3 separate regions of the Mus musculus genome follow, and all the other regions are linked to region 3. A link is a loop called in an ENCODE intact Hi-C map of the cell type or tissue named here. Cell type or tissue: heart. All regions are shown on one strand. Region 1 has its middle 31 kb from the start of 2310016D23Rik. Region 2 has its middle 26 kb from the start of Cd28. Region 3 overlaps Gm51626 (a long non-coding RNA gene).

Region 1 (8,000 bases), 200 kb after region 3:
GAAGCATTTTCTCAACTGAGGCTCCTTTCTCTCTGATGACTCTAGCTTGTGTCAAGTTGCCATAAAGCCAGGTAGTGCAGATGGCAACCTGACAACCTAACTCAGATATTCTTAAGTCTTTGAGGCTTTGTAACAAGGCATGGTAGCAAAGGGAATGAGTTAAATGTACAAGATTTCCTTTCCACCTGCTTTTCTTTTCTTCATGTTTTTTAGGGCAAAGGGGTCTAGAAACTGAAAAGGGCCATGCACAGTAACTATTTTAGCAAAGAGAGGAACACAGTGGTTTTCACATTCAAATCAAGCCCAAGGTTGTTTTTCTGACTCTAGACGGGCTTCTGCAGAAGGTAGTCATTTACAAATTGGGGGAAGCTTGAACCTGGCAGTTGAGGCTGGAGTGGAGCAGATGAGCCATAAAGTTTTGTGGGAGTATGGGGGGCTCACACTGAAGAAGGTGTAGGTGATATTTAGAGAGACAGCCATGGTAGTTAGAGGTGCCCTGGGTAGCCTCTGGGTGTTTGAGAAAGATTATATGTGCTAAACATGATACAAAAAGGGAAAATAAGGGCAAGGGAATTAGATTTGGCCCAAGAACTTATGATCTGAGTCATAGAGACGAGAAAACATTTGACAGAAGGGAAGAGGGTGTGTGTGTGTGTGTGTGTGTGTGTGTGTGTGTGTGTAAGATATGAGTGTATAAACAGAAGATAGCAAATCTGTGAGTTTGAGGGAGTATGGGGAGCCTTTTCATACCCTGAGTAAGAAAATGATTGAAAGGTAGGCCTGGAATGTGCCAAGGGAAAAGCTGTGCTCCACTTTTCTACCTTACTGTGCATACCATGATGGCTGAGTCCTATATTACACAGACTGCCTACCCTTAAAACTTTTGTATAACTTGAAAATGTGTCATGAACAAACTGTACTTTTAAAAGAATCTGTAGTAGCAGGATTGGTGACACATGCCTGTCAGGATTATCTTAGCACTTGGGAAGTTGAGGCAAGGAATTTGTGAATTTAAACTTCCTCACCAAAAAGCAACCAACCAACCAAACAGACACAGATAAAAAATAGAAGTAAAGAGAACTGTGATTAAGACACTTCATGGCACCAATAGAGTTGACAGTCAAATTATTTTTATGCAAATCTGACCTATAGTTTGGGAAGGGGATCTGTCCATGCAGTATAGTTCATATTTCTAGTGACTTGCTTGGATCCTGGAAAATAGTTTTGAAAAGACCAGAGTTGGCACAGGACACTCCAAGACCAACTTCTCAGCACAAAGGAAATTTATTTGCCCCAGAGGAACAAAGGGCAGAGAATAAGAGAGAAAGACAGGAGACAGAGGACCAAAGAGAAGGGAAAAGAAGGGAAAGGTATATTTGCTCCAAAAGAACAAAGGGCTGTCTCTAGATAGAGGGAGACAGACATGGGCACTAGGCAAATGGCAGTTTATAAAAGGAAAGGGGGAAACCCTGTGTTAGGATGAGTTGCTTTGTTTTGATGAAGCTTGCTAATTAGTTGAGCCAAAAGGGGGCTTTTGATTGCTGGACTGATACTTTGATAGCTGGACCTTGGTGGTCAGCCTCAGGAGGAGGAAATGGCCAAATAAGGGAGCAAACTTTGGTGGCTAGTTTTAAGAATATAATCTAATGGTTTTTAGCAAGGGAAGAGAGGTAAAAGATAAAACCTGTCAGAGCCATGTTTGCTGCGCTCAGGCCTGTGTTTGCTCCTTTGGGCCTCCTAGAGCCCTTCAAGTTCCTTTCCAGTTTCCATATACTATACTCCATATCCTATACTCCATATACTACACTCTATTATATTTGGTGGGATCAGTTGTGGACCTTTGCTCCAATAAAACATTTTTGGAGCATTTGTTATTCTGTTTGTTAATAGAAATCCAATGTAGCCAAAATTACAGAATACATATTGAGAATTCAGTATCATGATTTCAGAATATAGAAACCAAAAGGGAAGGGCCAACAGACAAGGTGTATTTAAGATGGTATTATGGAAGAAAAAGCATTAAAGAAGATGGGGTAAGAAATTAAACATTATAGAAGACTGTGGTGGTTTGAATAGGTATGGCTCTCATAGATTCATGTGATTAAATGCTTGGCCATAGGGAGTGGTGTAGTATTAATTAATAAATTAATGAAACCTTATGTTCCAGAATGAAAGACACACACAGCCTTTATATTTTGGTGTGCCTTAAACAGCTCAATAACTGGGCCACTACCTAACCTCCACGTGACTAACCCCCCTCCCACCAACAATCCTGAGTTATCACTTACTAAACTCTATATTTTACCTTGGTTGCTCTGGACCCAGTTGGGCAGCCCTTTGGGCCATGCTCTCCTGGCTTCTTTCCATGGTGACCATCTCTCCGTGTCTTGTACTATTCTCAGGCATGGTGTCTCTCCTCTCCTCCCCTCTCTCCCAGAATGGCAGATCTCTTTCCTCCTTCTCTCCCAGCCCCAAGCCTGGGAATCTGAAAGTCTAAAATCCACATTCCTCCAAACAAAACCATGGCCAGGCCTATCACAACAATACCCCAGTCCTTGGTTCCAAGTTCTATCTTAGTTTGCGAATGCCTCTGTCTGCCTTGCCCAGCTATTGGCTGCAGGCCTCTTTACCAATCAGAGTTAAGTAGGGGCAGGGTCCCTCACTGTCTTACAAGTGGACTCTCTCCTGCAAACAATTTTGGGGACTCAAATTGACTTTAGAATACAAGTAGCACTAGGCCAAGCCCACTACAGAGTGGCATTATTTGGAGGTGTGGCCTTGTTGGAGTAGGTGTGGCCTTGTTAGAGGAAGTGTGTCACTGTAGGGGTGTTCTTTGAGGGTTCCTATAATTATGTTCCTTCCAGTGTGGAATGACAGCTTCCTCCTTGCTGCCTTCAGATCAAGATGAAGAATTCTTGGTTCCTCTAGCACCATGTCTACCTGCGTGATGCCATGCTTCCCACCATGATAATAATGGACTGAACCTCTCAAACTGTAAGTCAGCCCCAACTAAAGTTTGCCTTTATAAGAGTTGCCTTGGTCATAGTGTCTCCTCATAGCAATAAAACCCAAACTAAGATAGAACTTGATACCAAGGACTGGGGTATTGCTGTGATGGACCTGATCATGTTTTTGTTTGGAGGAATGTAGATTTTAGACTTTGGATTTAGAAAGCAGCACATGTTTTAAGTGGTGCTTAATGGACCAACCTAGTAGGAACATAGAAGACATTGATGCTGAGGATGGTTCAAACTCTGGGGGCCTGGCTCAAGAAGTTTCAGAGAAGAATTTTAGTATGTTGCCTGGAGATCGTTCTTGTGACATTTTGGTGAAGAATATGGTTACGTTTTGCCCTCATTTGAAGAGTCTGTCTGAGGCTAAGGTGAAGAGATTTAGAATAATTGCATTGACAAAGGGAATTTCAAAAAAGTTTAGTGTAGACTTAGTTCTGTCATTCACTCTTATGAAGAATGTTTAGATCAGGCATAGGAAGCTTACAAAGGAAAAGTACACAATGCTTGTTCAAGTATTGAAAGGGCACCGAGAAGTGGAATGGAGCTAAATCCTGTGTTCAAGGAGACAAACAGGGTGAGTGGTGACCTCAGGTGGTGGGGCTAGGGGGGATCCAACCCAGCTAAGCTTCCATCTTGTGAAAAAGATGTTGAAAAGGGGACATTGCCACTTATTTTAAATTTACTATGTGTTTTTGGCCGTATGAGAGATAGTTATATCATGTTAGGGTTATGACCTAGTTATTGTTTTCACTTGGACATAAAGAAAAGGTTAAACCCAGGCATGGCGGTACACATCTTTAATTCCAGCACTCAGCAGACAGAGGCTGGATTCTCATTTCAGGTCATCATCAGAAAAGCCAAGTTTGCTACACAGTAAGGATCAGGAGATCTCACCCTGGTTGCAGAACCAATCCTAGTTGCAGAATACAGGGTTGTATTCCCACTTCATTTCTCCAGACCATCCTAGGAGATTACTAGGAATCCTTGGAAGGGAAAGAAGAAACATTTTGTTGGAATAAAAACAGGGTTGAATGAGTTCCAGAAAGCAGGCTTCACAAACTCGGACAACAATCTGCAGAAGAAGACAACTTTAAGAAACCAACTCGAAGCAATATACAGAGAAGTAAGATGAGAGAGGAGCTGCCTCAGGAAAGAAGTCAGTTGGTTCACAGCCAAAGAATCTCGATCCGGCCCTGCCCGGAGGATGGGGAGGTCGCTCTGCTGAAAAACACGCTTCTGGTTCTGTGTGGAAGACAAGGAAGAACAAGCAGAAGGCTCCTGGCAACAGAGACGGTGGCAGTACCAGTGAAGTTCCTCAGACACCTCAGAAGAAAAGGGCATGGGCTGACCCTGCTGTGGAGAGCGAGGAGGCATTCAAGAGTAGGATGGAGGTGAAGGCGACGATCCCTGAAGAATTAAAACTGTGGCTGGTGGAGGACTGGGACTTGGTTACGAGACAGAAGCGGTTGTTCCAGCTCCTCTTGAGGAGTATGCCAATTGCAAGAAATCGCAGGGAAATGTTGATAATAAGGAGCGTGCACTTGGTGAAGTTGTGGGAGGGGTAAAAGAGTATTTCAATGTGATGCTGGGCACTCAGCTGCTCTGCGAGGTTGAAAGGCCTCAGTATGCTGAGATTCTGCTGGCTCACCCTGACGCGTCAATGTCGCAGATCTATGGAGCGCCACACCTACTGAGATTACTCGTGAGAATTGGGGCAATGTATACTCCCCTTGATGAAAAAAGCCTGGCATTATGGCTGGGCTATCTGCATGATCTCCTTAAGCATCTGGCAAAGAATTCTGCCTCTATGTTTACTGCCAATGATTACAAAGTGGCTTCTGCTGACTGTCATTGCAAGCTCTGTGACCACTACTGACCACTCACTATTGTTTGGTATCTGTAAAGACTTTTGTTTGTGTCCTTTCATGGTATAATTGATGTTCTTTAAAACTGTCAATGTAAAACTGGGCTTATGTTTCAGATTGTTTTCCTGTTCTGTTGCAGACAGAAAATAAAAGGAGTACCCAGGTCCTTTCCTCATTTCAAAGCTGCTACCAGTGTATGTAGTAATTAGACAAAGAAAAAATTCAGTAGACCATTTTTATTGCCTAGTTGACAACATTGTTTGAATGCTGGTGGTTCTATCCCTTTGACACTACACAGTTTTCTAATATGTGTTAATGCTATGTGATGAGATGCTCTGGTTCCTTCCTGGTTTTTGTATTTGGGTCTAATGCATGTTCTAACAGGATAGAGGCAATGCATTATTGTGTAGCCACAGTTTTCTGAAAAGTTGATAACTTAGGAATTGTAGTTCAGATCTTAAATAAAACTTGTTTCTAAATTTCAAAGCCAAAAAAAAAAAAAAAAAAAACAAAAAAAAAAAAACCAACAATAACAAATGGGACCTCATAAAATTGCAAAGCTTCTACAAGGCAAAGGACACTGTCAATAGGACAAAACAGCAACCAACAGTTTGGGAAAAGATCTTTAGCAGTCCTACATCCGATAGAGGGCTAATATTCACTATATACAAAGAACTCAAGAAGTTAGACTCCAGAGAACCAAATTTAAAAAATGGGGAACAGAACTAAACAGGGAATTCTCAACTGAGGAAACTCAAATAGCTGAGAAGCACCTAAAGAAATGTTCAACATCCTTAGTCATCAGAGAAATACAATTCAAAACAACCCTGAGATTCCACCTCACACCAGTCAGATGGCTAAGATCAAAAACTCAGGTGACAGCAGATGCTGGTGAGGATGTGGAGAAAGAAAAACACTCCTCCATTGCTGGTGAGACTGCAATCTTTAAGGGAGGGATCCAGTTCTTTTAATTTTTTTATTATTAAATAAATATATTGTTCTGCAAAGAGAAAAGAAAACAGAAAGCTGGTGATGATGTAATAGAACCAAGCAAGCAGCAAAACTTGGCAACTTTGACCATGCAGCTCTGACTTTGGAGTTAAGAATAGAAGAGGTTACTGGGACAATTGGTACTGGTTAGTTGGAACTAAGAAAACAGCAGTGATTAAGAAGAGACCAGTATCACTATGGTGCAATCTTCTATGAAGTATTTTCTGAGAGCACAAAGAAGCTGTGTTCCAGAGATAGACCTTGTGCTAGCAGCCAGATTTGGTAATGTGTAAGTATCATGCAGGTAGAACTGGTTTTGAAAGCATGAAGGGGACATGGAGAACAGCTGAGGCTTAGCACTGTGAGAGGACAGCAAAGACTACTGGTGAAGGTACAGACTCTGGGCAGTTGATGGCCCAGGAATGAAGGGGTAATGCAAAGAAGGTGAGGCTTGGCACCGTTAAGTTATGAGAAACTAGTGAAGCCTAATTGCAGTGGAAGACTCCAGAAAATTGGAGGTGCCAGTACTATGGAATGATCACCAAGAATAGCAGCAGCAGTGGAGTGGAGTCAGTCAGAGCTAGAGTGCTACAGAGGGCAGAGCTGGAGAAGTGACTCAAATCTTTTGGAGGAGTCCAGAAGATCATATGTGGATCCAAGACATTGGCACAAGAAACCGTGAAGTTAAAGTTGCCTTGGATTCCCAAAAGAAGTAAGAGATGCCAGAGATGTGGGATACTTGCTGAGGGAAGCTGCTAACAGGAAGTTGAAAAAGCCCAAGTGAAAGAGCTGTGTTGCAGTCAACAAAGATGAAAGGAGTTGGACGTCAGACCTGTAGATGCAGTTTGGAGTTTGCTCAGCTGGTTTTTGGTCTTGCTTTGATCCAGTATTTCTTCACTACGACATTTTGGAATGGTAATGTATATCCTGTGATATTGGAAGTATGCTATCTGCCTTTTGATTTAGATTTTATAGGGTATTACAGTTAAGAGATTGCATGAATCTCAGAAGAGACTTTGAACTTTGGACTTTTAAATATTATTGAGATTGATAGAATATGGGGACTTTTGAAGTTGCATTATGTTATGGCTACAAGCCTATAGAGTTCAGGAAGTGGAATGTGGTGGTTTAAATAGGTTTGGCCCCCATAGATTCTTGCGTTTGAATGCTTGGCCACAGGAAGTGGCACTATTAGGAAGTGTGGCCTTGTTGGAGTAGGTGTGGCTTTGGTAGGGAAGTGTGTCACTGTGGGGGTAGGCTTTAAGGTCTGCTTTGCTTATGCTCCTCCCAGGGTAGAATGAGAGCCTTCTGGCTGCTGTCAGATCAAGATGTAGAACTCTTGGCTTCTCCAGCACCAGGTCTGCCTGCATGATGCCATGCTCCCACCATGATAATGGACTAAACCTCTGAAACTGTAAGCTATCCCCAACTAAATGTTTGCCTTTATAAGAGGTCTTGGTCATGGTATTTCTTCACAGCAATAAAACCCAAACTAAGACAATGACATTCCTGTCAAATTGTCACATTAACATATTGATATTTCTGAGAAATCTGGTGATAAAAAGAGAATTTAACTCTGTGAGACCACTGCTCTCCCAGTGTTCACCAATTTGCTCTGATCCTTCCTATCCTTATTCATAAATGTCAACTTGAGGTAGCCTAGAGTCATGGGAGAGGAGGAGCCTCAACTGAAGAATTTCCTAGCTTAAACTGGCCTTTGGGCATTTCTGGTAGATTTGTCTTGATTAGTAATCGATGCAGGAAGGGCCAGATCACTGTGGGTGCCACTATCCCCAGGAAAATAGTCTAGGGCTATCTAAGAAAGTTAGCTATTAGCAATCAGGCACCTCCATGGCCAGCCCAAGGGCCCTCAGCAACAGTAGGACATATCATTACTAGCTGCTGAGAGGCTACATCCCATATCCTCCTGTGCATGTGTAACATGAGGCCAGCCAGGCCAGCCAGGGCTGCAGAGAAACCCTGTCTAAAAAAAACAAACAAACAAAAAACAACAAAAAAGGCTCTGTCTGTTCCTCCTTCCCACCCCCTTTCTCCTCTACCTCCACCAGAGGCAGCCTCTGTATCGCCACCCCCATCTCTGAAAACACCTCCCACATGAGACCTGTTGCAT
Region 2 (8,000 bases), 110 kb after region 3:
AATTTACGTCTTTTTCTCATTCCTTTAGGAAGAACTTGTATCGATGTGGTTTCCACTACTGCTTTGCCTTTCAGAGGTCTTTGAGCTATTGAGCATCCATATATTTGGTTCTTAAATTACTTGATATTCGAGTATCGTTCGTTTATTTGGCCAAGTAGATACTCGAAGCAGGTGCTGTTCATTGCCGCCAAGCACTGGCCCATTCATGCCAGGATGTTAAGCACATCCTGTAGCTTGGTGTAAACACCAGGTGGGATTCTAATCCACTCACCAGAGAGTCTTCTTCCATTCCTCCTCAGTGAGTGGAAGCCAGAGGGAAGTCCCAGTCAGGAATTCTCTGTGCCTTTAGAAGTCAGCAACTCCAAAGGACACAAGAAGGGAACTGGCCCAGTCACTCCCAAGCCTCCTCTGTACATAGCTTCTTTCTTGGTACCATCCCAGAAGCTCTCAGAGAAGTTCCAAGTTGACATGTAAGTCCTTTCTTGGACTAGTTTACCTTCAGTTGAAGTGTGGAGACATTCTCTTTCCTTTCCAATGTTGAAGTTGTCTGGGAGTCACCTTGGATAATTCTCCTATTATGTATAGGGAAAGGAAGACAAAATGAAACAAGGTGACCCTCACAACCATGGGGTCAATAGTTGGGTATTGTGGTCATCAAGGTAGACTCCAGAGGTAAGAGCAAGCTTGCTTACACATCTGGCCAGATGTTATCACACAGTTGTGCACAAGAACCCTGGCTCCATTCTTTAGGATCTTTCATGCCTTAGTATGTCAGTGGATCCAACTAACACAGGTCTAATGAGCAGAGTAATTTGGGAGGGATGGGTACTACAACAGTTATGTAAGACAAGAGGTTATGTCTTCTGATAACATATCTATCATTAAGTGAAACAATCAGAAAGCTGAGGAGTGTGGTAGACTCCTGGATGTCTCTTGGTATTGATTTCCATTTTGTTCATTATCATTGAATTCTGAGTATGGAAATGGGAACGACCATGAAGCTACATTGGTCATGTGACTAAGCATTCGTCGATAGGAAATAAGCAGAAATACTCCAGTTTCTGGCTTGTGGCCTGAAAGAGAAGAGTGTGGTGACTTGATGGAAGGTAACTGAGTTCCTGATTCTTCAGTTGACATTTTGAGTCCTGATCTGACCTGCTTAGTTGCAGACTGTTGAAAGAGGTAGGAAAACACACCATTGTCTTTAGCTCCAATCAATTTGGGTGCTTGTCAGGTAGTCCCGAAAGGCTTTTCCTCCCTTTCCATTATCTATCTATCTATCTATCTATCTATCTATCTATCTATCTATCTATCTATCTATCTAATATTCTGATCACTGTCCTCACCTCCTCCAGTTCTCTTTCACAAGGTCCCTCCCCCATACCTCTCCCCATCTCCTCTGAGAGGGCGGAGGTCCCCCTGGCTATCTCCCAACCCTGGCACATCAAGTCTCTGCAGAGTTAAACACATCCACTCCCACTGAGGCCAGACAAGGCAGCTTAGTTAGGGAAATGAGATCCAAAGACAGGCATCAGATTTAGGGACAGCCCCCTGGCTCCAGTTGCCCAATGGGCTTTTATACCAAGGGAGTGACTTGGGTGTTCAGTAGATTAGTGTCACCTTCAACTGGGAACATGGCCTTATGGCTCCAATGCTTCTGTTTTCTGCAGGTAGCCAGACTCCTCTCACAGACAGTTTGCTTGGAATCCTCTACATTGCTGTCTTTGGGGATTCTATAGTGAAAGAAAGGGACATACATGGTAGCAGGTTTCAGTTAGCTTAGGAGTGGACATCTTGATCTTTCACTAGACTCAGAAATTTCATTCCAAACCATCACTCTTTTAAACATCGCTGCATTTCTCTGGTGCACCCTAGGATGGATACATGCAAGAGCAGAGCTGATTTCTCAGCCATGACTACTGTGTTTGAATCTGTTGCTAGGACATCTGTTGAATTTCCAAATTCTATCTTAGGAAAGAAATATAATTTTTCTTTGATGCCACATTCTTCTTTAGGCAGAAATACAAGGAAACCACTGTCCGTGGTGGCATCTTGGCAGAACTGTCAAGTGGAGCCTGGATCTGGGAACCCACAATTCAAGAATAAGGCACCATTTACGTACAAAATTGTTGGATTTGGAAGGATACTTAGTTTGGTATGCTCACGAAGCCACTGACTTACAGGGTCAAAGAGCTTATTTTTCAAGCAAGTATATTTTACTGTTTATGAGAGACTACCAAAATAATTATTTCCTGTGTGGGTCAGCGGGAGTGAGGTAATCTCAAGGAAAATGTTCCATTGTGCTTATTGGGCTGGGTGGGGAAGTGACTCCAGACATCTCTTAAAGGAACAGTCATTGTATTAAATGGTGAAGTCTGGTTTGTATGTCTGTGGGTGGGAGGTTCATTTTCTTTTGTATACTTTCAGGATCTCATGAAAGAATAAATGTGGTTGTACACGTATATTTGCACAGTCTCATTAATTCTTCCGTGGTGCATTTATAAAGTAGGTTGATGTACCTAGTGTATAGATGTTTTAGGAAGATAATTCTAGATGAACCAGAATATAACATATCCTCTTTCGATTAATTTGGAAGGAGAAACTTACTTTGCACTTGTCTGCCTTGAACCACTTGAGATGTTTTATTTACCTTTATCTTCTCAGCTTTCATTAAATGATTAATCTCGTTAACCATTTTTGGATGAATGAATGGCTTGCCAAAGAAATAGATCCCAGTGAGGAGAGTTCTACCTACATTTTGACTTGTCCTGGTACTGTGACTCTGGCTGAAAGGCCACTTTGCTATCCAGGACTAGAGTTTGACTAAGGCAACAGATTTCATGATTCCAGAGATTAAGTAACATTATGCTTCATATATCCATCTGTCTAAGAATCAGAGAAGTAGGATCAGGATTACCTATACCTTGTGAGATATTGGCACAGCATGTGGAGTGAATATGCCAGTTGGACCAACAGGTAACAGACCATCAAACCAAATTAAATAGGATTCCATTTCTGATCCATCTAACTAGAGGGACAACTTTGGATATACTCTGTCTAGTACACTTCACTCTGCTTACCTTCCTCAATTGCTAGTCTATAGAAGCAATACATTACAGCTTGTAGAGCATCATATTATAATAGAGAATGTTCAATACTTACCAATTTTTGGTTGAGTGTCTATTTGGTTGAGGTGCAGACATGTACGAATCAGGCATGGTTCCTGTCCATAAGAAATTTCGCCTTTAATAGAGGTCTAATGGACAAAACAAACAAACAAACGAAAACCTACCTACAAAATAATTATAAATTATATTCATTTGTGAAATATAGACTGTTATGTGCAGTACAGAATAAATGAAAATTTACCAAGGGCTAGAAACGACTGTCTGGGCAAGATGTGCCTACTAACGCCACAGTGGCAAGGCTATTAAGTGGTAACCAACTGTTTCTTGCTTAGATTTGAGGGTTGTTTTATAGGAGAGAATTAATGCCTGGTTCTGTAAACATGGTTAAAAGCCCAAGTGGATAATTGTGTCAAACTGCCTCTAAATTTCCTCCTCTCTTCTTCCTCTTTTTTCTTCCCTTCCCTTCCCTTCCCTTCCCTTCCCTTCCCTTCCCTTCCCTTCCCTTCCCTTCCCTTCCCTTCCCTTCCCTTCCCTTCCCTTGCCTTCCCTTGCCTTCCCTTGCCTTCCCTTGCCTTCCCTTGCCTTCCCTTGCCTTCCCTTGCCTTCCCTTGCCTTCCCTTGCCTTCCCTTCCTCCTCCTCCTCCTCCTCCTCCTCCTCCTCCTTCAATTTATTTACTATATATACAATGCTTCACCCGCATGTAACTATGAAGGCCAGTAGAGGGCACCAGATCTCATTACAGATGGTTGTGAGCCACCATGAGGTTGCTGGGAATTGAACTCAGGATCTCTGTTTAAGCAGACAGTGTTCTTAACCTCTGAGCCATCTCCAGTCTCTCCAAATATCTTCTTTATATCTACAGATTGGCACTGCCCTCAGCTTTGGTCAGAGGAGCTTCTCCTTTCAGTGAGCAGTGGTTAATGCAGAGACTCAGAACTGGTTGAATTACAGAGAGTAAGTGACCTTTGAGTGCTTGTCTCTAATCTAAATGGGACATTTAGGCTACTTTCTCCAAAGATGAGGGAATACTGCAGAAGTGGTAGGCAAGGGCTAGAAAATAATGAAGTGCTGCCTGTGGATAGGACATGGTCACGATACCCATGAATTAAGCAGCTGCAGTTACTTTCACAAGACCTAAACAAGATGAGGGCTTATCACATCATATCACAAGCCTCTCCCCCTTCCTGAAGAATGATTGGCAGGCAATGACTGGTAGGAGAGCGAAACTCATATTCTTCAGTGGTCTAGCCACTGTTAAGTCAGTCATGCTCCAGTACATACATTCTCCCCGTGCTCATGAAAGCCATCCTACTTAGACTCAACGAATCACACCCCACACCCTCCAAAACCAAATAAATATGTAAAAATAAGAGGCAGACTAGTAAACAGGAAAAGTGCTGGGTCAACAATGTTGAAGGTGAGCTGGTGATCCCATCCTTCCACTGGGGACCCTGTCTGTCTACTGGAGGTGGTCTCTTCAGGGCAATTTTGTCTAAGGTCACCCCCATTGAGTCCTGGGAGCCTCTCACATCCCAGGTTTCTGGAACTTTAGAGGTTCCCCACACCTCACCCCCAGAAGCTGCTTATTTCTGTTCATTCTCCTGGCCCACTGGGCTTCTCTCCTCCTGTCTTCTTCCATACCTGCAAGAAACACAGAGACAAAAATGGAGCAGAGTGAAGGAAAGGCTATCCAGTGATAGGCCCAACTTGGGATCCATCCTATGGGCAGGCACCAAACCCTGACACAATTACTTATGTTATGTTGTGCTTGCTGATAGGAGCAACTGTTAGAGAGCATGGCTGTTGTCTGAGAGGATCTACCAAAAGCTGACTGAGACAGATGCAGATACTCAGAATCAACCATTGGACTGAGGTCGGGGACCCCTATGGAAGAGTTAGGGGAAGGATTGAAGGAGCTGAAGGGGATGGCAACCCCATAGGAAGACCAACAGTGTCAACTAACCTGGACCCCAGGGAGCTCTCAGAGACCAAGCCACCAACCAAAGAGCATACATTTGCTGGTCCAAGGCTCCTGGCACATATGTAGCAGAGGACTGCCTTGTCTGGCCTCAGCGGGAGAGAATGCACCTAATCCTGTAGAGACTTGATTCCCCAGGGAAGGGGGATGCCCAGGATGGGGATGGGGAGGGGGAACACCCTCTAAGAGGCAAAGGGGAGGGAGAGTGGGATGGGGAACTCTGGGAGGGGGACCTGGAGGGTGGCAACATTTGGAATGTAAATAACAAAACAAATCGAACAAACAAACAACTTAGATAGACTTGTTGTGAAGAAGAGATTCAGCAGAAAAGGGCAGGAGGTATGAGAGGCTATAATGGGTGAACATGATTGTCCTGGTTTGCTTTCAATTGCTGTAATAAACACTGTGGTAGTTTGAATAAAAGTGGCCCCCATAGTCCCATAGGGAGTGGTAATATTAGGAGGTGTGGCCTTGTTGGAAAAGACTTAGTTGGAGGAGGTTTGTCACTGGGAGCCCTCATGGCTTTCTCAGTCTGTTGTATTATAGAATTTAGGTTTATCTGCTTGGGGGTGGCACCGTGGGCTGGGCCTTCCCACATCAATTATTAATCAAGAAACTGCCCCATTGACTTGGCTATAGGCAATCTGAATAGAAGCATTTTCTTAAGTGAGATTCCCTTTTCCTAGAAGACTCTAGCTAGTGTCAAGCTGATAAAAAAACAAACAAACACAAACAAAAACAAAACAAAACAAAACCAAAATCAACCAAACAAAAAACAACAAACTAGCTGGCAGAGTAAAAAAGACCAAAAATATAGTAAACATGAATGAAATTGTCAAAGAATAAAACATTTTTAAAAAATGAAAGAAGACTAAAAGAAGAAAAAGCTAAAAAAAAAAAAAAAACCAACCACCCTCTCCAAAAAACAAAAACAAAAACAAAAAACACCAAACAACCAAACCAAACCACCACCACCACCACCGAAAAACTCTGTCAGGAGAAGATATACACTTTGGGGAGAGTGAAGGAGAAGAGCATATATCACAGAGTGGAAGGAAGTAATCTTAATGACCTGATGGCTGAAAAGAATTCTTGTTTTAGGGGAGAAAGCAAAAGGAAACGCAATGTTAGGAGTCTCCTACGGTGTGGGAGTATGTGCTCTAACTGGCAAAAGCCCTCCAAAAATGTTCAGATCTATTCACAGGATATAATATGCAAAGGTATGTGTTGAATGTATTCAAGAAGTTGGGGCTTCATTTCTATATCTAGAACAAGAATTGTTTGGGCTGGGGAGATGGTCCAGTGGTTATTAAGAGTGATTGTCATTCTTATAGAAGACCTGAGTTTTGTTTCCAGTACGCACATGGCATGGCTCACAGGATCCACAAGAGCCATGGTCATGGTGTCTACTGTAGCAATTGAAGGCAAACCAGGACACTCACAAGCATCCACTACACCCTCATACATCCTGCCTGTTTCTGCTGAATCCCCCTCCTCTTCCCAAACTTGTCCCTTATTTTCATGCATTTTCTTGGTTTTTGGAGGATATAGGATGTGACTCAGTGAGTCTAATTAGAATTGCTTTCATGAGCATGGGGTGGGTGTATTTACTGGAGCATGGTTAACAGTGGCTACATCACTAAAGAAGATCCAAGACTCTCTTCTGGCCTCCACATATGCTCCCCACACATGGTATATACACACATACACATCAAGATAAAAAAACAAACAGACTATAAAAAAAAAGGATTCGGGGCGTGGGTGAGGTCCTCCCATCATGGATTTAAAGTCTCATCCTAACTGAGTAATAATGGTCAGAATGGAAAGTTGTACTACATCTAAAATGCAAGGGAGAAAAAAAAACTAGACAAGTGGACTGGTGGAGCTTCTGATCCTGGCCCAAGCATCAGAGCCATGGTGGAAGCCATCATCCACAGTCAGCCAGTATTTGGAACTGGAAGCTCTGCAGCATACTGAGGCTGAAGTGTATGATGTTATTTACACTGTCTGTTTCACCATCTTTTAGAATAACAGCCATTTGGGAAGTGTCCTCTCTCATGCATGTCATTAAGATGTGTTCAGATCCCAGGTCTGGGATGATACAGTGCTGAGTGTGTATGTGCGAGTTTGTGTTTATGATTCATGTGTAGGTATATGAGGTGCTAATGACTGTCAGATGTTCTGCCTTATCCAGTGCTTTTTAGGGAGACATCTATATAAACTCAGTGAGGAAAATGACATCTTTTTCACGATCCTCTCTAACTGAAATTTAACACCGCAATGATATATTTAGGCAATGAACCACAGTAATTTTACTTTAACTTGTGACTTTGTCATCAGTAGAAATCACAAATTATTTTCTTACCACATTATTTGATGCAAATATTCCTTTGAAAAAAATTAAAGCCAAGTGTTGAAGTATACAGCTTTAATGGGAGGCCAAGGCAGGACTGGAGTGGATTCCAAGCTGGGAATTTCACTGGGCTATGCAGTGAAACCCTGTATCAGAAAACTAAAAAAGGCTCTGTAGAATGTAGCTCAATGTACGTTCTTATGAATAAGGCTTGAAGTCTGATCCCCCTCAAAACATACACACATAGACACCCCCCCAAACTAACACCACCATATTGACCCCTCCCTCAAATATTTGAAAACTGTTTTCTTTTTGTTTTGTTTGTTTATTTGGGTTTTTTTTTCCAAGACAGGGTTTCTTTGTTCAGCTTGGCTGTCCTGGAACTCACTCTGTAGTTGAGGATGACCGTGAACTCATAGATCTGCCTATCTCTGTCTCTGTCTCTGTCCCGAGTGCTGGCACTAAAGATGTGCCACCATGCTTGATTGATGACAACTGTGTTCTAGTAGTGTAGTGTAGATGAGTTTTTGATTTTGCAAT
Region 3 (8,000 bases):
ATATCCTAGATATCCTAGAGGTGGGTGGAGACCTGTCTAGGGGAAATTTGAGTCCAGTGATGTGGCTGCACATGCAGGTTTAATAGTAGAAGTTGTGGACCAAGAAAAACTACGGAGAGGGGCTGGGGAGAAGACTCGGTGTAAAGGGCTTCCTGACTGTGAGATGTCCTGAGTGACCTGGCTTAGGAACCCCAGGATCATGTAAAAGCTGGATACAGTAGTGCACATTTGTGATCCCAGTGTGCTGCTAAGGGAGGCTGAGTCGGGAGAGCTGCTGGAAGCTTGTGAGCCAGGCAGCCTGAAGTGAGAGAGAGAGAGAGAGAGAGAGAGAGAAAGAGAGAGAGAGATCCTGCTCAAACCAAGTGGAGGGCGAGGGCTAACACCTGAGGTTGTCCTGACCCCTACACACATGTCTACTCTGCACTCACACATTTAGGGACAACCCAATTTCAGAGGACAGGATAGAGTAGAGGAAGTAATGTTAGACCCTGAAGGAATGGCCTATGTATATAGAAAAGCCTGGAGGGCACAGTGTGAGGCGATTTCTACAGGGTTTCAGACAGAAGCTAAGCTGCTGAGGGTTATAGTTGAGTGCTCTGAGAGGATAAAGATAGAGGAACAAGCAAAGTTCAGTAGTTAGAAGGTGATGGGTGAGGGAGCATCTCAGTAGATGTAAAAGCTGGATTAATTATTTAAAATTCACTGACATTTATAAGACAAATGACCCCAAGGTCAGATATTTTTATGTTAGGTCAACTACTGGGCCCCTTAATGTCAGGGAGCTAACTCACTAATACCACTTGGCAAGGCTATCTGAGGCGTCAGCACACATAATTATGCAAACTCTCCTTGAGATAATGGAGTGCCTGGTCTTCACACTTGTTATTCACACTTGTTAATACAGTGAATAGAAACTGCCTATCACTGGGTACAGGAGTGGATCTTGATGTCTAGGCTCAATCCCAAATGGCAACAGAGAAGTCTCTAGATCCAATGGCTTCCTGCGAAACCATTCCGGTTGGTTAGTAATCTGTCTGATTGCTCCTCTTGTCTTAGGGACCGATTTTTGGACAACAGACCTTTCTGCTGGTGGTGTCTTGCGTGGTTGAAGAAGCAGTAATGAGACGAAGGTCACATGACTCGATGGCAAACATCTCCATTTGCTTTCTTCAGTAGGATTAACTGCTGATAATTATGGAAAGGAAGAGGTTGCAAGGAGGACATCTTTTATTTCTCAATTGCTCCCATTTGATTTTTGAGGCATGGATAAACAGATCTTTTGGATAGGAATAAAGAAGCAGAAAGAATATGTGATTTTGTTATGAAAAATTTCCAGTACCATTGCAAATGCTATCTTCTTTTTTTTCAGGCACTATTTTCCTTGTTGGTAAAATAAAGATATTAAGTAAATATATTTTTTATGTCATCTCATTTTTTAAAATTTCTTTTTCTTTCTTTCTTTTTCTAATTGAGATAAGATCCCTCAGTGTAGCCCATCCTGGATTCCTAATCCTCTTGTTTCATCTTCTGTAGGAAGATGACTACTACAAAGAGCTGTCCTTCAGTATGGCCCAGGCTGATTTGTACCACTATCTTTGACATTGTCAACACACACACACACACACACACACACACACACACACACACACACACCATAAAAACATAAAATCCGAAGCCATGATATGCAAGCAAAAGACCAGTAAGACCAAAATCCAACAAAACAAACGGACAAACAAACAAAAAAACAAAGCACTATGAGACAAAATGTCTACAAAAATACCATTGAGTTAATTTCATCTTGGCCATCTACTGTGATGGCCCCCTTTTTCAAATTCTGTGTGCTCATAAAGACTGAGCAACCAGAAATCCCTGTTCTCTGTGAGAGTCCTGACAGCTCTGAAAGAACTAGCAGTGGAAACACCAGAGACAATCAGGTGCTTACGTTTACGCATTGAAAGTAGTGTTGAGTGTGGAGTTAACACTCGTGTTAGTCATGTGTCTTGTTGGAACAAAATCCCTGACAAAAGCCATTTAGGGAAGGAGGGGGTTTACTTTGGCTCAGATTTTAAAGGTATGTGGAAGGACAGCGTGGTGACAGGAACACGAGGTGACTGGCCATATTGTACCACAGGCAGGACTTGGGGAGATGAATGTTAGTGCTTGGCCTTTTTTGTTTCAGTTCAGGACCCCAGCTCATGGGCTTGGTACTTTGAACAGGTTAAGATGCCTCTTCCTAAATCATCTAAACTGGATAACCCCTTATAGGTGTGCCTGGAAGCTTTACCCTAGGTGAATCTAGATGCAGTCCAGTTGCCAATCAATATTAAGGCTGTGAGGGTTATGATAGGATGTTTTGATTTGTACTTGGAAAGTCTCCTTCCTTTCAACTTGACAAGCTTTCTGAGAAAGACCCACTGAGTGAATTAACAATTTAGAGTGAATGAAAGAGTACCCAGGAGATTGGAATTAAAAGAGGAGGATGGAAGAGAGGAAACATTTTTCATTCGTAAAGGTTCTCATCCAACCATTCATTTAGAAGTTACTGATATTGCTATATGTTAGATAATATGCTGGGTGTATAATGTAGAGTTGCTTTGGTGAAGGACTTTCTGATACAGGGAGAGGAAAAATAGTCTTTTGAGAGGAAAAGTTTTTTCTGTAAGTCTTGAAGCCACTCTGCTATTGAGGAAAAGCTGTCAGTCAAATCTGAAGAAGTGCAGAGGCAAGAGATCCCAGAGTGAAATTCCTCAACAGTAACGAGGGGAGGGCCAATACTGCCTACTCCCTTCATCAGGAATAGTAATGTATCTCAGGAAGAAAGGCTGATTGAAGAAAGGGGTCTGGAGAATTTTAATGTGAATCTTCAAGTTGAACCACTGCAGGACAAACTGTTCTTAACTTTATACCCATAAGATTTTTACAGGAGGGTGGGAGAAAGTCAGGATTAGCTTTAATTAGAAACCAGAGCCCAGCCGTGGTGGTACTTGCCTTTAATCCTAGCACTCGGGAGGCAGAGGCAGGCAGATCTCTAAATTCAAGGCCAGCCTGTTCTACGGATCGAGTTTCAGGGCAGCCAGGGCTACATGGGGAAACCCTGTCTCTGAAACAAAACAAAACAAAACAAAACAAAACAAAACAAAACAAAACAAAACAAAACAAAACAAACCATAAAATGTTTAGGAATGAATTAAGATATCTTTTATATTCTTTTAGTAAACAAGGATGCATTAAAAACAAACAAACAAACAGCAAAAGCCAGGCCTGGAGGGCCATACTACAAATAGTATTAATTCAACTCAAGCTTAAAAGAGAAAATTGCCCCTTGGATCACAAACCCTAGATTCTGTAGAATCAGGAAGTTTCTTCTCCGAAAGCTCTTACCTAAGGACTGTTTGAGGCTAGATGACAGGTCACAGGTTCAGAGCCCAAAGGAACATTGTGTCTCTGAGTTATCAAACACTGACTGTCCAGCCAGCCCCTTAGCAGGGACTTCCTGGAAAATCCCTGGCTCCCAATAAGCCGTGGCAACATGTGAGTGGAAAGCCTTCCTTTAGAAAGTTGTCTTGATGAGAAGAAAGCCAGTGATGACAGAACCCAGACGTCCCTGAGCTGGCAGAAGAGCGATAATGTTGGTTGTGTTGACAGTTGACAGTCACAGACAAGGACATGGTGCCTTTGAGGCGTTTGCTCTCAAGGTGAGTATATTTTTTTGCCTGGTACACTTAGGGGTGGTGGTAGAAGTGATTGCTTGCCCTGCACTGATATCAAAGACACAGGGTCTACAGGATTCAGAACATTGGCTGGTTCCCCTCTTGGCTAGTGAAATAAGTAATTCCCTTATCTGCTAGTGAGGGTTTTTGGAGCCAGTCTGCACAGGTCTCAGGTTGCTATGAATCAGTACTTGTAAGGTTCCACAGGCAGTACGGAACCAGAAATACTGGTTTTTGCAGACTTGGAGGTTGAAGGACTCATGTGACCAACTGTAACAGCAACTTCAGGCCCTCTCTGGCAGGAGGCGGGGTTTATAAATAAACAGAAAGCAAACATAACTGACTCAGCCTGAAGTTTGTGGCACTGGTTTGATACAGTCGACATGCTTAATTCAACAACATTAAAGATGAATTGAGGTAGGCATTATGTATTTTAATAAAACAAAATAAAAACCTGCTCAGTAATATTAATCAGTGTATTAGAGACTCAGAGCATGTACATTTGAAGTCTGGTTTAAAAGTAACCTTGTGTTAGACTATAGTTGTTGGAAGTCCCCGAGTGCAGTGGCCGTATCATGTCCAGACGACGGCATTTCACAGCATCCACCTGCATCCTCGAGCTCCTAACATTCTTTCTACTTCCTCCCTGAGCCTTGAAAAAGGTGATGTAGAAGTTCTGTTTAGTGCTAAGTTCTCAGACACTTATTCACAGCGCCTTGAGCAGAGGGATGCTGCTTGCTCAAGGCTGAGAAAAGCTCTTCTCTATAAGTATAAATATTCAGGAGGTAGTTTGATAACATGCCCGCTATCAAAACAACAGTAGTAGATCCCTTCCTCCTATCCCCAGGGCCTGTGGTCTTCCCAGCCATGGGCTTTTGACCAGATTTACAATTCTAGGTATGAATGCCCTCCTAAGCATTAGATGAGGCTCAAATCTAATCAGAAAGTGGTTGGTTTCTCATACAACAGTCATACCACCATTGCCCCACGGGTACAGTTTGCACAACAGTGTGGTTGTAGCTTGCAGGGTTCACAGGCAAGTGACTCAGCTGCGGACTTTTCTCCCCTAGAAGCCTTCATAGCATCTTACTGTACAATGAAAACTAGCCAGCAGGGAACATCCTCTTTAAGGAAATCTCTCGAATCTCATTAAATTTAATCTTAGCCATTAAAAAAAACCCAGACAATGATTTAAATACATTTTTCACATTTCAAGCAATCCTTATTTAAAAAGGGAGTACACAAAGATACCCATATTTGTTGTCTGAATGCTTTTGGGAATGATAAACAGATTGATGGCTCTGGTGCCTGGTGTTGGTGCTGTTTGCTTCCTGGACTGACAGAGCAGATAGGCTGTAACTTCATGCACAACACACGGATTCCTGGGGTTAGGATATAAAAGTCAGTCTGTGGGAGCAGAGCTCTCTGGAGCCCTGTGTAGCACATGCCAGCACGTCAGGAACTCTGACAGTAGAGCTGACATCGACTCTCTGCCTTTCACTTCAGGGCAAAGAGAAGCAGATGCTGTCAGAGAGCCTTCTCATGCTCCATTGTAAGCAAGAATGGCAGAGCCAGGAATGCCCATGAGTGTCAGCCGCCAGGAGCTTGGACAACCCCAGATTAACCCCTGTAAGGCATTTGAATACTTCACTGTATTTTACTCAGAAATAAGCTCTCAAGCTTACTGTTCCACCCTGAGGCCCACCACTCCCTTCAGTAGGGTAGGGATGGGGATAGTACTCTTTCTCTTGTGCTGTTTCCATTTCTAGAACAGCTTCCATATAAATAAGTACTGCTATTCCCAGTACACTTAACACTGATATTTTAGTTGGCCTAGTCATTTTCTAGTTTGAAGCAGTGAATATTCTGTTACGTGTCAGTCAAAGATGCCTGGCACTTGAGAACTAGAAATGGAGGATAAAGAAAACAACTAAGATCCATATCCAAATCATGTATGTCTTTTCTCTTATATTTACCTTCTTCGATTTCATATAACTGCCAACTATTGGGTGTGTCATCCGGTGGCCTTACCATGACTCACTGAATTTCAGACATGGGTCTGTCAAGTCTCAGTTCTCCCCACTACACCTCCTGAGGGTGTTCTCTGTCCGTCCCTCCTTCCTTCTCTGTCCCTTTTAAATGTGTTTGCATGAATGTAATCCATGTGTATGTGAATGCATGTGCATTTGAATCCATGTGTACATGAATGCACACAGAGTCCAGAAGAGGGTGTTGCATCCCCTCTAACTGGAGGTGCAGATGATTATGAGTTGTCATGTGGATGCTGGAAATTGAGCCCAGGTCCCTGCAAGACAATGCTCTTAACCTCTGAGCCACCTCTCCAGCCCTGTTTTTCGAAACTTAGCAGGCACTATTGATTGTCTACAAGCATTTCACTAATAATGTGATAATCATTACTTTTAATTAGGAGTCTAGAGTGATGCAACAGTGAAAGTGAATGAGAGGCAGACAACTTAACTAAGCTCTTCCTTGCTAATGCCAGGTGAGAAGAACACCAGCAAATTATGTAATTCTTCTGGGTAGCGTTGGAAAAGTGGGGAGAACTTTCAAGTTGAGCTAAAATGGGCTGTTTGGGTGGAGATCACTTTAGTAGTTAAGACAGTGATGTGCTTTCAGAGAAACCAACGCTGCCTCACACACACTGATTGGACATTTGGTGTGTTTCCCAATCTATGCTTTGTCCATTGGAGGAGCACTAGATCTCTTGGCTGGGTGGGGCTCCTCTCTGAGCTTCAGAAGCTAAAATAACAAGCAATGCCTGGCAGAGTGATTTTCCACATTCGCCCTGTTTAAAGGAAGAAGTTTGTTCTGTTGTAAACAGTGATGGGAACTGTTTGCTTTGGATGGGCTTGGTCCTTATGAGCCAAAGAGCGCCTTCTTAGGCTGGGCTCTTGCCAAGGTAGAAATTGGATGCCAGAGGACCCTGGTCCTGTTGAGGCATTCTCTAACTACAATAAGTTTGGCCAGAAGAAAGTGTGCAGGAGCAGCAGGCTCAGTAGTCATGGCTTGGAAAAAAAATTATCGTTTGCACCAACCATTAGCATGGTTACCTTGGGTAGACTGTGACTTGGATTCTATTTTCCCACATCTCTGATTAGAGGAGGCTTATCAGGAGACTCTTCGATGCCTCTGTGGAATCCCTTTGAGAGGTTTAGATTCTTTCATACCTATTACAAGAAGACAAGCAGTCAAGTTGATTTCACTCGGTCTGGAACCTGTACACAGTGCATGGGTTTTGAATGTGTGTCTAAAACGAGCCAGTTTCCTAAGTCAGTTTTGCATTCCAGTCATGGTAGCATTTGCTATACTCAAGAGCTGATGATCTATTTAGTGCTGTGGTTCCCAGCACAGGCTCTGGAGACGAACTGATTTGACTTTGAACCCAGCCTCTACTAATTATTTGGCAAGTGATCTTGGACAGATCGTCCAAGTTCATTATGTTCTCTGGTTCTATAAAATAGAAGCTACTGTGATGTTCAATTAGGGAATGAGTACAAGGTACTTTGAATAAGATCCACAGCTAAGTTCAATCCATAGTAGCCATTTTTTTCTCCTTCTCTTGAAATTACAGACAATGCCACCTATTACTAAACTTCTGGTTGGAGAAGGACTTGCAAGACAGTGATAAACTCGGGGATGGGTTATCTGTCCATCTCAATTCCTAGGTTCATCCATATTTGTACACAATACAACAGAGGGACCATCAAATGTTCAAACATTTATGAAAGTTTTTCTCAGAAATGACTTTTCTGGTTGCATGCTATAAGGGAGATCAGGTCTGGGCTTACTAACACTCTGTCCTTTGAATGTTTTGAATATGAGCTGTGCTTATTATAGCTGACTCTTATCCAGAGATGGGTGTGTGCCAATCATGTAGAATGGTTGTCAATGGTCTGGAGAATAGGCACTTTCCATGTGCAACTAAGTCTATATATTCTCTCAGCTGAGAGGCAGGACATAAAATGCCATGGAGCAAGTGGGATGTGGGGTATGGGACATTTATAAGTAGCAGAGCATTCATTGTACAAATATTTCCTGTGTCTCAGTCCCCTCTGACCTTAGCTACTTTTTAAAGTTACTCACCCACAGCTCCTGCTATGAGCCATAGCCTAGCACCTCCTTTTGCAGTTCTACCAGGATGTCTTAGTCAGTGTTCTGTTGCTGTGAAGAAATACCATGACCACAGCAACTCTGAGAAAGAAAAATATGAAACTGGGGGCTGGCTTACAATTTCAGAGGGTTTCATCTGTTATTCCCATGGCAGGGAGT

The links. A loop is a pair of places that touch in the nucleus more often than their neighbours do. Peaks named below come from ENCODE experiments on the same cell type or tissue, not always from the same donor. Only the 100,000 strongest peaks of a DNase experiment are listed, where the experiment ranks them.
Region 1: it touches region 3 in a loop (2.0-fold over the local background); 4 of 42 quality-filtered maps call a loop at or near these places.
Region 2: it touches region 3 in a loop (2.5-fold over the local background); 2 of 42 quality-filtered maps call a loop at or near these places.

What each region holds. Positions count from the first base shown.
Region 1 is chr1:60,805,071-60,813,070 of GRCm38, forward strand. It overlaps the pseudogene Gm11581. Among named protein-coding and RNA genes, the nearest start is that of 2310016D23Rik, 31 kb to the left of the region's middle. In heart, no CTCF peak of the experiment used is centred here; a DNase peak (open chromatin) is centred at 4,411.
Region 2 is chr1:60,716,495-60,724,494 of GRCm38, forward strand. No RefSeq gene overlaps it. Among named protein-coding and RNA genes, the nearest start is that of Cd28, 26 kb to the right of the region's middle. In heart, a CTCF peak has its summit at 3,881 (motif pointing right); DNase peaks (open chromatin) are centred at 277 and 2,297.
Region 3 is chr1:60,605,646-60,613,645 of GRCm38, forward strand. Gm51626 (a long non-coding RNA gene) reads left to right here. Exons shown (of 2, transcript XR_003947834.1): 2 at 1,057-1,414. Among named protein-coding and RNA genes, the nearest start is that of Gm38388, 10 kb to the left of the region's middle. In heart, no CTCF peak of the experiment used is centred here; DNase peaks (open chromatin) are centred at 3,536 and 6,496; H3K27ac peaks cover 2,320 bases.